Linked DNA regions of Mus musculus: region 2 is linked to region 1. A link is a loop called in an ENCODE intact Hi-C map of the cell type or tissue named here. Cell type or tissue: left cerebral cortex. All regions are shown on one strand.

The links. A loop is a pair of places that touch in the nucleus more often than their neighbours do. Peaks named below come from ENCODE experiments on the same cell type or tissue, not always from the same donor. Only the 100,000 strongest peaks of a DNase experiment are listed, where the experiment ranks them.
Region 2: it touches region 1 in a loop (12-fold over the local background); 16 of 42 quality-filtered maps call a loop at or near these places.

The regions. Positions count from the first base shown.
Region 1 is chr6:60,049,362-60,051,861 of GRCm38, reverse strand. No RefSeq gene overlaps it. Among named protein-coding and RNA genes, the nearest start is that of Gm22723, 21 kb to the left of the region's middle. In left cerebral cortex, no CTCF peak of the experiment used is centred here; a DNase peak (open chromatin) is centred at 1,210.
Region 2 is chr6:59,838,049-59,840,548 of GRCm38, reverse strand. No RefSeq gene overlaps it. Among named protein-coding and RNA genes, the nearest start is that of Gm22622, 130 kb to the right of the region's middle. In left cerebral cortex, no CTCF peak of the experiment used is centred here; no DNase peak of the experiment used is centred here.

The DNA of each region.
Region 1 (2,500 bases):
TAGTATAACTACAAGAAACACACACACCCCACCACCAACACCAACAACAAAAACAACTTAACCTAGCTTTACTAACAAGTTTCATTTCCAAAGTAAAAAGTTTGTGGTCATTGCTAACAAACTATATTTGTGAATTCTTTTCAAATGTGTGATTTAATCCTTAACTGTTCCAGCAGTGATCATTAACAAAGATCATTCACTATTTTTTTGGGGGGGGGGGTGGTTTTGTTTGCTTGTTTGTTTGTTTTTTTGGGGGGGGTATTTTGTTTGTTTTGTTTTGATTTGTTTGTTTTTGTTTTGTTTTGTTTTGTTTTTGTTTTTGTTTCTTTTTATCAACACAGTGTTTCTCTGTATAGCCCTGGCTGTCCTGGAACTCACTCTATAGACCAGGATGGCTTGAACTCAGAAATCGGTATGTCTCTGCCTCCCAAGTGCTGGGATTAAAGGTGTGTGTCACCACTGCCTGGCTATCATTCAGTATTATTGAGAGTGCTAATAATACTGCTGAGTGAGAGCCTAGAATTGAGCTATAAGTTTACATACAACCCTTATATTAAGAAGCATGTAAGGATTGAGAATACCACAAGCAGAGCTATGCTACAGAATACCATGAAGTTCTCATGGCTCAGCTAATCTTATCCTTGTTGAGTCCTGGGAGTCTCTTGCTTTCCTGGCATCTGGGATTTTTTGTGGCTATCCTCAGTTCCCTATGCTCCATTGTTAAAAAATTCTGTTCAAATTCCTGACCATATGTATTTTATTCATACTGTATCCTGCACCCCTATTCTCCTCCTCATCCTCTATTCCTCCCAAGTCCCTCCCAACCCCTACATCCCATTTGTATTTTATTCTCCATTCTAAGAATGACTGAAACATCCACACTTTGGTTTTCCTTCTTCTTGAGCTTCATATGATCTGTGAATTATATAAGAGGTATTCTGTGCTTTTGGACTAATATTCACTTATCAGTGACTGCATACCATGTGTGTTCTTTTATGACTAGCTTACTTTACTCAGGATGGTATTTTCTAGTTCCATCCTTTTGCCTAAGAATTTCATGAAATAATTTTTTTTAATAGCTGAATAGTATACTATTGTGAAAGTGCACCACATTTTCTGTATCCATTCCTCTGTTGAAGGACATCTGGGTTATTTCCAGTTTCTGGCTATTATAAGCAAGGCTTCTATGAATAATATGAAACATGATTCATTTTTATATATGTTGGAGAATCTTTTGGGTATATGCCCAGGAGTGGTGTAGCTGGGTCTTCAGGAAAATCTATTTCTAATTCTCTTAGGAACTACCAATTGACAGTGTACTTTCCCTTACAGAAGCCTTGTAATTTTATGATATACCATTGGACTATTATTGTTCATAGAGTATAAGACATTGGTGAACTATTCAGGAAATTTTCCGATGTGTCTACATGTTTGAGGAACTTCCCCACTTTCTTGACCATTAGATCCCATTTATATGGTTATATGTCTAGGTTCTTCATCCACTGGGACTTGAGCTTTGTACAAGGTGACAAGAATGTTTCAATTTGCATTCCTCTAAATGCCAGCAGCAAGATGAACCACCCCATTTGTTGAAAATACTGTCTTTTTTTCCACTGGATGGTTTTTGCGTCTTTGTCAAATATCAAATGATCATAGGTGTGTGGGTTTAATTGTGTCTTCAATTATAGTCCATTCATCTATCTGCCTTTGTCTGTGCCAATTCCATGTGGTTTTTATCACTATTGCTCTGTAGTAAAATTGAGGTCAGAGATGGTGATCTCCCCAGAAATTATTTTATTGTTGAGAATATTTTTAACTATCCTTGGTTATTTTATATTCTGGATGTATTTGAGAATTGCTATTTCTATCTCTTTGAAGAACTGAGTTGAAATTTTGATGGGGATTGCATTGAATCAGTGGGTTGCTTATGGCAAGGTAGCCATTTTTATACTATGGTAATCCTGCCTATCCATGATCTTGGGATATCTTTCCATCTTCTGGTGTCATCTTTAACTTCTTTCTTCAGAGATCTGAAGTTCTTGTCATACAGATTTTTCACTTGCTTGATTAGTGTCACATTAAGAAATTTCCTATTATTTCTGAATATTGTATAGGGTGTTGGTTCCCTAATTTCTTTCTCAGTTTATCCTTTTCGTAGAGGAATGCTACCGGTTTTTTAGAGTTAATTTTATATCCAGTCACTTTGCTGAAGTTGTATATCAGCTGCAGAAACTCTCAGGTAGAATTTTTGTGGTCGCTCATATAAAGTATCATATCCTCTCATAAGACTGATAAGGTGAATTCCTCTTCCCAATATATAACCTTTTGTTCCTCTTTTATTCTGCAATTGTTCTGGCTAGTGCGTTGAACTATATTGAATAGGTAGGGAGAGAGTGGGCATCCTTTTCTTGTCCCTGGTTTTAATAGGATTGCTTTGAATTTCTCTCCATTTAGTTTAATGTTGGTTATTGGTTTACTATATATTGGTTTTATTATATTT
Region 2 (2,500 bases), 210 kb after region 1:
GAAGACTCAAGCAAATTGGAGATGCCAGTACCAATGAATGATTACCATGAACAGCAGGAGCAATGGAGGAGAGTTACCTAGAGCCTAGAGTGCTACAGAGGACAGAGCTGGCTCCTCTAAGGCATTTAGAGAAGTCTACAAGATCATGTGTGTCTCTCAGAGATTGAAACAAGAACATGTAAAAGTGAAGTTGCCTTGGATAATCTAAAATGCTAGAGATGTCAGAATCGTAGGATATCTGCTGAGGAAATCTACTAACAGGGAAGAGAAACAACCCAAGAGAAATAATTGTGTTGCAGTCAACAATGATGAGGAGTTAGAATTACGAAGAGCACTTTTACATCAAACATATAGATGCAGAATTTGGAAATTGCCTAGGTGGTTATCGATCCTGTTTTTTCCAGTATTTCCTCACTACTATCTTTTGGAATGATAGTGTACATCCTGAGACATTTAAGATATGTGTTCTGCTTTTTTTTTTTCATTTTTACTTTATAGGCAATTATATAGTTAAGTGCTTGAATGAATCTCACAAAAGTGTTTGAATTTTGGACTTTTAATATTGTTGAAACTTCCATAGACTATGTTTAGCTATGACTTCCATAGAGTCATGTGACTGAACAAGACTATGGGTGCCAGGGTGTTTAATGAGGTGATTTGAGTATGCTTGGTCCATTAGGAGTGGTACTGTTAGTAGGTGTTGCCATGTTGTGTGAAGTGTGTAACTGTGGGGGTATGCTTTGAGACTCTGCAGAGTGCAGAAGAGTCAGTTTGCTCCTAGCTTCCTTGGAATGAAGATGTAGAAGTCTCAGCTTTTCCAGTGCCATATCTGCCTAGATGTAGACATGCCACTGCCATGATGATAATGGACTGAACCACTGAACCTATAATCCAGCCCCAACTGACTATAGTCCTTTATAAGAATTGCCTTGGTCATGGTGTCTCTTTACAGCTATAAATCTCAAAGTAAAATAATATCAATTCCAATCTAGCTCAACTATTAAGAGTGTGCTTTTCTGAACTTCAAATTATTTCCTAAGATTTTCTATACTATAACTACAGAAAACACACACAACAACAACAATAACAACAACAAAAACAACAACAACTACTACTACTACTACTACTACTACTAGTACTACTACTACTACTACTACTTCTACTACTACTACTACTACTACTTAACCTAGCTTTACTAACAAGTTTCATTTCCAGATTAAAAAGGTTGTGGTCATTGCTAACAAACTATATTTGTGAATTCTTTTCAAAGGTGTGATTTAATCATTAACTGTTCCAGAAGTGATACTTAACAAAGATCATTCACTATTTTTTTTCAAGACAGGGTTTCTCTGTATAGCCCTGGATGTCCTGGAACTCACTCTGTAGACCAGGATGGCCTCAAACTCAGAAATCTGTATGTCTCTGCCTCCCAAGTGCTGGGATTAATGGTGTGCACCAACACTGCCAGGCAATCATTCACTATTATTGTGAGTGCTAAAAATACTGCTGAGTGAGAGAATAGAAGTAATCTATAAGTTACATACAACACTTAGATTAAGAAGGATGTGAGGATTGAGATTACCACAAGCAGAGCTATGCTACAGAAAACCATGAAGTTCTCATGGCTCAGCTAATCTTATCCTTGTTGACTCCTGGGAGTCTCATGCTTTCCTGGCATCTGGGACTTTTTGTGGCTATCCCCAGTTCCCCATGCCCCATTGTTAAAAAATTCTGTTCATATTCCTGACCATATATATTTTATCCTAGTGTACTCTCATACCATAACCTGCACCTCTATTCCTCTCCTCATCCTCTATTCCTCCCAAGTCCCTCCCAACCCCTACATCCCATTTGTATTTTATTCTCCCTTCTAAGAAAGACTGAAGCATCCACACTTTCACATGATCTGTGAATTGTATACTAGTTATTCTGGGCTTTTGGGCTAATATTCACTTATCAGTGAGTGCACACCATGTGTGCTCTTTTATGACTAGCTTACTTTACTCAGAATGGTATTTTCTAGTTCCATCCTTTTGCCCAATAATTTCATGAAATCGTTTTTTTAATAGTTGAATAGTATACTATTGTGAAAGTATACCACATTTTCTGTATCCATTCCTTTGTTGAAGGACATCTGGGTTATTTCCAGTTTCTGGCTATTTTAAGCAAGGCTTCTATGAACAATATGAAACATGTTTCCTTTTTAAATATGTTAGAGCACCGTTTGGGTATATTGCCAGGAGTGGTATAGCTGGGTCTTCAGAAAAATCTATTTCTAATTCTCTTAGAAACTGCCTATTGTCAGTGTACTTTGCCTTACAGAAGCCTTGCAGTTTTATGATATACCATTGGACTATTTTTGTTCTTAGAGTATAAGACATTGTTGTACTATTCAGGAAATTTTCCGATGTGTCCACATGTTTGAGGAACTTCCCCACTTTCTTGTCCACTAGTTCCCATCTATCTGGTTATATGTGGAGGTTCTTCATCCACTTGGACT